2 separate regions of the Mus musculus genome follow, and region 2 is linked to region 1. Evidence: chromatin contacts called from ENCODE Hi-C or POLR2A ChIA-PET data. All regions are on one chromosome and are shown on one strand. Each heading gives the region's core, a stretch centred on a gene start or an enhancer-like site at or near the end of the contact. The rest is flanking DNA. Distances are from core to core; before and after follow the strand shown. Region 1 holds the start of Retreg2 (reticulophagy regulator family member 2). Region 2 holds the start of Abcb6 (ATP-binding cassette, sub-family B (MDR/TAP), member 6).

Region 1 (4,652 bases), core at 554-3,053:
CAGGCTTACACCATGTGCACAGTCACCAGGGGAGAAACTATTCATGTGGTGGAAAAAAATGGGAACCAGTTGAGGAAATTTACAACAGTCACTGCACGCGTCACTCTCTCCCAGCCCGACTCCTGCAACCATTTCAGGATGGGGTTTACCTGAGCTGGATTCTGCCTCTTGTACTGCAACAGCTCTTGCAGGTGAATCTGGAAGGTGAGCCAGCTCTCAGCCAGGTATCTGCACAACTCGGGCACACTCAGCAGGTGCGGCTGGGCGCCTGACCCCGCACCCTCACTGGGGAGACATGACATGACCCCTGGAGGCCTCAGAAACCAGCTAAGACACTCAAGTCACTTTGAGACTGCTGATGAGATCTCACTCTGGAGGCCCCACCTCCCCCAAAGGAAGGCATCCTCATCCTGGGATGTAAATTCCCAGGGTACTCAACCCTCTACCTCCACGGGAGAAGGAACACAGCGTTTGCATACAAAGAAGCCTAGAGCCAGGCATACTTTTGCTTGCTGTAAGTCCCTTCATTACACTGGGCCTATGCCTGCACAAGCCACAGCCCTGCTCCTCTTTGAGCTGAGCACAGCAAGCAGACCACATTTGGGCATCTTCTTTAAAAGGTGGCCTATACTCACCTGTCAGAGTGTGGTTCTTCAGGGGGTGGTGCTATGGAGAAAAGGGTGTGGGGTAAGTTAAGAATACAAGAAGCACTTAGAGACAGATCCAAAGTCAGAAAGAGCTGCCTCTCTTTAACATTCTTGGTCTCAATTTTTCAGTAATCCCTCTGTCTCTCGCTTCCAGGCCTGAACCACTATGTGAAGTCCAGAGCATTCCCTTTACCCACCAACTACAAGGTGTACGATATGCTGTTTCTGAACCCAGCTTTAAATGCTATATAGTTTTGACTACTAAACTCACAAGAACATTAATTTTGGAAAAGAAACAATTCTCATTTCAGGCAATTTTCTTAAAAAAAAAAAAAAAAAAAAAAAAAACGATGGAAGGGCATACAGGATGCCTTAGGAGATAAATGGCCTTCCTGTGCCTCCCCTCAAGTAGCAGGGTGATGCACGGAGCAGGTGCATACAGTGCATGTGGAATGAAGAAACTCACCTGAAACGTCAGGGAGAAAGCGAGGATGCCAGAGATCCAGTAGAAAATAGGTCAAAAGTGAGATGCTGAGCAGGAAGAAGGGCCGGAGGGACGACGAAGACAACAACCTTAGGGAGACAGGCATCTCAGTTGAGGCTCCCAAATCCATCGAAAATCACAGAAAGACCCATGGATGGGGAGATGGCCCTCTAAGCCTCACCCAGTCACTAAGAGACTAAAAAATGGGGCCACCTGGTGCAGGATCACCGCCCCAGACGCTGACAGCCCTCCAAGGGAGGGAGCACCCGGTCCTCCCGCCCCCGCTCTCCCGCGCAGCCCGGCCCCGCCCCCTCCTCCGTGGCCGTTACCAGAAGAGGCCGTTGAGTGTGGCCGCCGTGACCAGGCTGTGCAGCGGCTTCTCCCAAACCAGCAGTCGCTGTGCGGCCGCCAGCACCGCCTCCCAGCCGCGGAGCCGCAGCCACAGGGACGTAGCTAAACGTCCCACTGCCTCGGCTGCGGCCGCCTCCTCCTCCGCGTCGCCAGTGGCCTCACCCATGCCGAGGCTCAGCCCCAGGCCCAGGCCCAGCCCCGAGGTGCCACCCGCGCCGGTGTTACCGCCACCGCTGCTCGCCATCACCGCGCCGCAGCCGCTGCCCGAGCCCGCGAGGAGCCAGGGCTGCGCGGCCGCCGCCGGGGGCGCGTCAGACGGAAGGGGGCGCACGCACGGGCGAGCAAAAAAACCTGCGGTCAAGCGTCACGTGATGAAGCGCGATGCCACGTGACGTGCCCTAACAGCCCGGATGGGACGCCCGCGCGTGCGCGTTGGCCGCTGTCGTGATCCTGCACCCACGAAGGTGTGCTTCCAGGGTGCTGGAGGGGTGATCCGGGGCGGGCGTTGAGGCTGCGAGGCCTGAGGTCTTCTCCCGGTGTTTACAGGGCGGCTGGAGACCTCTTTGTCGCGTGAGGCACTGCCCAGAGGCAGTGAGTGGGCTTTCAGGCCCCCAGGATCTTGACTACAATCTGCTTGGGATCGGGAAGGGCGGTGCCATCCCCATTACTCAACCCTCTTCGCCTCCAGTCCCCTCCCCTCAGCGGATAAACAAACACCAGCGCGTGACTTTAATGACTTCAAAGCAGCTTCACCAACTTCGAAAAGTTGTTTCTTCCTTCTTGGAGCGTCGGCCCTCTCTCTTCCCAAAATCTCTCAGCCGCAAATTGTGTGGAAGGAGTGTTTGGAAATAAAACATCCAGGCGCTGTTTGCTTTGGGGAGACCTGTTTAACATCGTACATTGAGGCTTTATATCTTTTGAGATCATTTAATTGCTGGAGTAACCATACAGAATACAGTATGTATTCGAGTGTTACAGTTTCAAACTTCTAAGGGGCATAAAGATTCAACAGATTCCCTCCCACCTTGTTCACAGTTCTCCCACCTACGGTAAGTTTCTTGTTCATCTTTCCTGGGCATTGCTGATTGAGTGCGTCTTCCCTAAAACCCAGGAAACAACTCGCCGCGTTGCCTTTGTGTTAGGCTCGTTACTATCTGTACCACGACTACAAAGCCTGGTCAGCGCGTTCACCCTTGGTGTGTCGCGGTCCCCTGGGAACCGTATTACAATTGCCCCCGGTGCTCATAGCTCCGGAGACCCGGAGCTCTCAGGTTGGGCAAGGCAGGAGGCACTTCCTGCCGGGCGCGCAGACTCGTCGGTGACACTCACTCCCGCAGCTTATAAACGCCTAGCGAACGCGGCACGGGCTGAGAACACTGCTGGCCCTCGTACCTCCTGGTTCGCCTGGTGAGCGCCGCGCCTGTCGTCGGGCGCCGGGAGGCCCAGTCGCACGCGGAACAGGAAGAGGCGTCCCACGGCCGCCTGCGAGAAGGGAGGAGGCTGCGCGCAGTCGGGCGGTGGCCCTTTCGGGAGAGGTGGGCCAACGGGTGAGCACGGCTCTGGGGTCACTTACGATTCCTTCCCTTTCCCTCCACCTTCGCAGGGTGGCGGCTGACAGTGCGATGGACCTGACTGGGCTCCTGCTGGACGAAGAAGGCGCCTTCTCCCTCACCGGTTTCCAAGACTTCATGGTGAGAGGTCCGCCTGTTCTCTGCCTCTGGGAGTCAGAACTCCCAGGCGTTCTCCTCCAGACCCGAGCGGAATGGGAGCTCTCTTACTTGTTATGCCCTGGAGTGGGCTATTGTTGAGAGCAATGCCACTTGGGCCTGAAGGCAAAGCCTCAGGTTATAAGAGGGGAACTGCTAGTGATTAGACTGGGGTCCCATCTGGTTTCTAGTTGTCTAGTCTTCTATTGGGAGCCCTCAGTGATGTCAGAAGCGGGCTTATTGTCTTTCTCCCACTGTGGACAAGACTAGGCTGCCATTAACAAATGATCTTGGGAACTCTGGGCTGGGTAGAGTATAGGCCCGGGTCAGTACCCAGGATTTCCACCAAACCTTCCCTGCCCTTCACCCTCCACTACTCCTGGCCCTGTTTCAGGTCCTTCCAGGACACCAAAAGCTAAGTGCTCGAATCCGAAGGAGACTCTATTATGGCTGGGACTTGGAGACAGACTGCAGCCTGGAGGAGCTCTCCAGCCCTGTGGCAGGTTAGACTGGTGATGGTGGTGGTGGTGGTGGTGGTGGTGGTGGTGGTGTGTGTGTGTGACTGAGCAAGTGGAAACTTGGAGGACTGGGTTGTCATAGTCACCCAAATGCCTGGAGGTTTGCCCTCTGAGCTGCACTGTGTCTCATTATAACTAGCTTGGTTGGTACTTGGTTTGACAATGCAGGCCATGTTTCAAATTCTTTTAGCCCACATGAGTAAAAACAGCTCATAAATTGCAGTCACTTATTTTTAGGGCTTTGTGTATGCTCTGCAGGCATTCTACCACAGAGCTATAGCCCAAGTTCTGCTGCCTCTTGTGATTTATAGGGCAGAAATTTAGTTTTCTAAGTATACATGTTACATGTTTCTCAAGTAAATAAGGCATACTTCTCAAATAAACATTGGGGAAAGAGAAACATGAGTAACTTAATAGAAAAACAAGTGTTGGGCTGGAGAGATGGCTCAGCAGTTAAGAGCACTGATTGCTCTTTCAGAGGTCCTGAGTTCAAGTCTCAGCAACCACATGTAGTGGGATCGGATGCCCTCCTGTGGTGTGTCTGAAGACAGCTACAGTGTGCTCATATAAATAAAATAAATAAATCTTTAAAAAGAAAAAGAAGCCTTTCTGCTAGAAAAAGTTGAGGACCAACCTTAGAGTGGGCTTTCATCCACTTAGAATTTGGGGGTGAGGTATAGTGGGGAAATCGAGGCCTGAAGGGTTGAGACAGTGTCTTACTGTGTAGATCCCAGAAGCCTGGAACTCACTGTAGAGGTCTGGATGGCCTCCACCTTGTAGTAATCCCCCTGCCTTATGTCTTGAGTTTTGGGATTACAGGTGTGTTTCATCATGCCTTCCCTCCTGTCTTAGCAGAATTTGATTTCTAGTTTTTTTTGACAGTCCTGTCCTCAGGGCCTCACACCTAGGTCTTCCCTGACAGTAGTGGGGACTACAGTATGTGTTG
Region 2 (4,803 bases), core at 345-2,844, 38 kb before region 1:
GCAAGACGATAGCTGAAGACTATCTGTACTACCGGTCTTTCCTTTCCTCCACAGGTATAGGCAAGGCGGTAGCTGGTTCCCATGCTCCAGGATGGAGGTGGCAGCTGCCCTGCCATCCCTTCTGTCTGCCATGAGAGGGACTCTCTGAGTGTCGCCTGGCCCCACGTGTGGTGTTTTGTGTGTTCCTGCCTGGCCAAGGGAGGTGCCAATGCTGGGCTTACCATAGTCCAGGAAGAATATGAGGACTAGGGGCACACAAGAGTCTAGCTTCGTCTCCAGGACTCCCTTGGCTCAGAGTGTGGTGCTAGAAACTGGTCCCCAGCCCAGTCCCAGTACTGCCATCTTTGCATCCACCCCTGCAAGTCTCCAGAGGGCTTCCTGCCACAGAAGTGCTGCCAAGCAGAAGAACCTGTGCCAACTGTGGAGTGGGGAGGCAGGGCCTGAACCCTCAATCCCTGCAGCCTAGCCTCCCCACCCTCCAGAACCTGGAATAGCTGAGCAGCTCAGGCTGTGGCCCTTACCTCCAGTCCTCACCTCAACCTGCGCTGCAGCCTCCCTCCCCCCTGCACATCACTGGCATGTGTGCTGCTTGACCACCCCCCCTTCTGTTCACCTGCCCCCCTTCTGTTTGGCTTTGGCTTTTTGTTGGGGTGAGAGCCCTAGCTCCCAGCTCCCCTCACTATCTTTTGACACTAAGATGGAAGGTTACTAAGTTGCAGGAACAGGATGAAAATTCTTTATTACCCTCTTCAACTTTTAGGACGAGCACTTGGGAGTGTGAGGCCTTCCTGGCTGCTTCTATGTAGTCCTACCACCTGCACAGAGGGGCTGGCAGGGCAGAAGTGTGACCTCAGTTATATATACATCCCAGCTCTGCCCAGTATCCCTCACTTACCAAGAGGAGAATGGAGGGATAATGGACTCACCCTAGCCTAGGGCTTCGACATTGCATGCTGGGATCCAGCTCCTACCCTTCCTGCACTCCCTTCCCCAGTTCTGCTCAGCTCAGCTGTGGGAGGTAAACTTAAGCTGAAGGTGGCGGACTCTACTGTCGCAGGCCACAGCAGACAGGGTGGGAGCCCTGTACAGCTTGATAACCCTTAATAAAGAAGGGACTTTGATCTGGTTGTGGCATCTTTTTTTTTCCCCCACGCAGCAGTTTGGGGGGGGGGGGGGGGGTCTTAGGACTGTAAAAGAGTCCTGGCCGGGAGGCTTGGGAAACAAGTACGCCTGCAGGACCACGGGAACAGAACTAGGACTCAGAGAAGAGCTGTTTCTAGTGTGCTTCAGTAGCTTGATAATGTGTGAAGCCCTGAGTTCGTTCTTTAGCACTATAATAGAGGGAACTGAAGCAGGTTAGAGACCAGGGAGGCCTCGGTGTAATGCCTTTATAAAGGGCGGGGGTGGAGGGTGGGGAGTGCAAATTCGGACGCACTACTCTGTGGAGGTCAAAGTCTCCAGTCAGATTCAGGTTAGAGTTCCCGCCTTGGACATGTGACCCAGTCGGTTCTCAGCCCTATTTGTGTTCCTTACCCTTGGCCAATGGGAACCCTGGATAGATCTGGTGGGCGGGGCCGCTGCCGTAAAGGACCCAACATTTTTGTGCGGCGGCTCCGAGCCTTAGGGTCCCAGCTGCTAGCGAGTGGGAACCGGCAAGCACGGCGTACGTGGCTTGCGTGAGTATGCGTGGTAGCGGCGCGTGCGTGAAGAGAGTGGGCAGTGTAGCAGGTCCACGTGCGTCCCTTCCCGCGACCCAAGCGGCGTAGCTCCATGTCCCAGGACACCCTGGCATCTGCGGCCCTCTCTGAAGGGTCAGCCCGACTCTTTGTGCAGTGACCTCAAGTTCAGCCAGCAGCCACACATCGCCATGGTGACTGTGGGCAACTACTGCGAGACCGAAGGGCCGGCGGGGCCCGCTTGGACTCAGAATGGCTTGAGTCCCTGCTTCTTCTTCACGCTAGTGCCCTCGACACTCCTGACTCTGGGGGTACTGGCCTTGGTGCTGGTTCTTCCCCGCAGGCGTCGGGAGGTGCCTGCTGGCCCAGAAGAGCTGTCTTGGGCGGCTGGCCCTCGGGTGGCCCCATATGTGCTGCAGCTGTTTCTGGCCACACTTCAGATGGCACTGCCCCTGGCTGGTCTGGCTGGCCGAGTGGGCACTGCTCGGGGGGTCCGTCTGCCAGGCTACCTACTGCTGGCTTCTGTGCTGGAGAGTCTGGCCAGCGTCTGTGGCTTGTGGCTGCTCGTGGTGGAACGGAGCCAGGCACGGCAGAGTCTGGCAATGGGCGTCTGGATGAAGTTCAGGCATAGCTTGGGTCTCCTGCTCCTCTGGACTGTGACATTTGCAGCCGAGAACTTGGCCCTAGTATCTTGGAACAGCCCGCAGTGGTGGTGGGCCAGAGCAGATCTGGGCCAGCAGGTAAGGAGCCTTATGGGAAGGAGATACACTGATATTTGACAAGTACTGTGTCAGGACCAACTGGCTCCATGCTTTAGAAAAAAGAATGGAGTGTCTGGCGGTGGCTGGAAGCTGATAGCCAGCTGGTGGGGTTACCCAGCATTGGATGGGGTGTGTCTGTGCTGAGTCATTGTGGGTTTTTTTTTTTTAATTAAAAAAAAAAAAACCTGTTGCTAGGCTCCTGGTAAGCATCTGAGTGTTGTAAGAAGTAATACAATAGGTTTGGGTAGTGGTTCACACCTGTTCTGTCATTGTTTTATTTTTCTGGTTTTTCTTTCTTTTTTTCAAGGTTTATTTATTTTATGTATATGACTACACAGTAGCTGTTTTCAGACACAACAGAAGAGGTCATCAGATGGCATTACAAATGGTTGTGGGAATTGAACTTAGGACCTCTGGAAGAGCAGTCAGTGCTCTTGACCGCTGAGCCATCTCTCCAGCCCCTTCTCTCTTTCATTCTAGGTTCAATTTGGCCTGTGGGTCCTGCGTTATGTGACCTCTGGAGGGCTATTTATCTTGGGGCTCTGGGCCCCAGGACTTCGCCCCCAGTCTTATACTCTACACGTTCATGAAGAAGACCAAGATGTAGGAGGGAACCAGGTATGCCAAGTGTATACACTCCTTTAACCCCAGAGGCAGGCAGATCTCTGTTGAGGTCAAAGCCAGCCTGGTATACAAAGTGAGTTTCAGGACAGCTGAGGCTGTTACACAGAGAAAGCCTCTCTCAAAAACAAAACAACAGAACCAGGTATCCCTAGTTTTCTCAGTCAAGAGTATCTTTTGTGCAGTAGCTTTGTGCAGAACCCAGTACTTTGTGAACATTAAACATGTGTCCACCACCGAGCTACTTCCCAAGCCCCTCTGAATGCTGGGATTTATTATAATTTTGTTCCGTGTCATCATCTCTGAATGAAATGGGTGCAGCAAAGAAACTGAAATAGCCACTCCATAGGTGAAAAGGAGATTTATTTCAAACTACTAAAGCAGTCTCTCGGGGAAAGCAGAGAGAGGCATGGGGGAGAGGGTGTCCCTGGTTATATGTGACTGGGTACCTGGGAGGAAGGGAGCTTTTGAGTAGGGACTGGGAACAATGAACTTGAAAGGCTATTAGGCATCATAGTCGTGGTAATGGAAGAACCACGCGTCCCTTTTTCCCAGAGACTGACCCCTTTAAGCTTTTGAAGGAATGCTGGCTTTTGTCTCAATACCAGACTTTGGGGAAAGAAATTTCTTGGGGGACCCGATAATCCCATCTCTCGAGGTGAATCAGTTCTCATCCCAAAGTTCAGCTTGCGATCCAGTGGCTTTCCTAACTCTGAGAGGGGTCACGTGTGAGCCTTAGGGGTCACGTGTGAACTGTGGTCCTGTATATCATTCCGTGCGGATACCTGGGCAAATAAGCTCCCCTCCTGTGTGACATCCTTCTAGGGCCGCTCAACAGACCGACGATCCACCTGGAGAGACCTTGGCCGGAAGCTTCGACTGCTGAGTAGCTACTTGTGGCCTCGGGGAAGTCCATCACTACAGCTGATAGTGCTCATATGCCTGGGACTCATGGGGTTGGAACGAGCACTCAATGTGTTGGTCCCCATCTTCTATAGGGACATTGGTGAGGGGGTGGAAGGGTATGCTTGGCTTAGTGGCTGGGTTGGCCCTTACCTAGGGAGGTTACACAAAAATGGGAGGTAGGTGGTCAGAGCCTGGAGCAGTTTTGTCTTAGAGTCCTGGTTGTTGATGGTGGACCCTGATACCTTTAATCCACAGTGAACTTACTGACTGCGAAGGCTCCTTGGAGCTCCCTGGCCTGGACCGTTACCACCTATGTCTTCCTCAAGTTCCTCCAGGGGGGTGGCACTGGCAGTACAGGTATGAGGGACTCTTTCATCTTGGTTGGCATCAGTCTCGCTCATGGGAACTCCCTCACTGTCTTGTTTCTGATATTCCTTCTGCAGACCCTTTGGGTGCTTAGACCTCTAGCATCCGGGTGTTGGGACTCATTTCCCTCAGCCCCCAAGACCACATAAAACTTCCCCGGCTTCCCCAGGTTTTGTGAGCAACCTGCGAACCTTCCTATGGATCCGGGTGCAGCAGTTTACGTCCCGAGGTGTGGAGCTACGTCTCTTCTCTCACCTGCATGAACTCTCACTGCGCTGGCACCTGGGCCGGCGTACCGGGGAGGTGCTTCGGATCGTGGACCGGGGAACATCTAGTGTCACAGGACTACTCAGGTGCCACACCAGTGGAGAGTGTATATGGGAGGGGGGCCGGGAAGACACAGGCTGCTCTGCTCCTCCTACCTGGCTTTGTTTGGTCTTTTTGGCAAACAGCTACATATGAGTTTTAGCCTC

The links. Hi-C counts contacts between places; a loop is a spot of excess contacts on that map. ChIA-PET counts read pairs that join two places held with the same protein, here RNA polymerase II (POLR2A).
Region 2: a map of left cerebral cortex shows a loop between it and region 1 (3-fold over the local background). The contact joins the promoter of Abcb6 here to the promoter of Retreg2 in region 1. A Hi-C loop is called at or near these places in 3 of 37 maps with a recorded cell type or tissue (T-helper 2 cell, heart and left cerebral cortex). POLR2A ChIA-PET finds 5 or more read pairs at or near these places in 3 of 5 experiments (Patski and embryonic stem cell).

What each region holds. Positions count from the first base shown.
Region 1 is chr1:75,139,937-75,144,588 of GRCm38, reverse strand. It overlaps Retreg2 (reticulophagy regulator family member 2), which reads right to left and starts at 1,803. Exons shown (of 9, transcript NM_170755.2): 1 at 1,461-1,803; 2 at 1,114-1,220; 3 at 636-666; 4 at 150-285. The coding sequence starts at 1,726. It overlaps Cnppd1 (cyclin Pas1/PHO80 domain containing 1), which reads left to right and starts at 1,878. Exons shown (of 10, transcript NM_026977.3): 1 at 1,878-1,946; 2 at 2,029-2,531; 3 at 3,086-3,173; 4 at 3,583-3,691. The coding sequence starts at 3,105.
Region 2 is chr1:75,177,183-75,181,985 of GRCm38, reverse strand. It overlaps Abcb6 (ATP-binding cassette, sub-family B (MDR/TAP), member 6), which reads left to right and starts at 1,594. Exons shown (of 19, transcript NM_023732.3): 1 at 1,594-2,416; 2 at 2,918-3,055; 3 at 3,884-4,064; 4 at 4,220-4,321; 5 at 4,500-4,683. The coding sequence starts at 1,868. Atg9a (autophagy related 9A) reads left to right here. Exons shown (of 16, transcript NM_001288612.1): 16 at 55-1,125. The coding sequence ends at 60.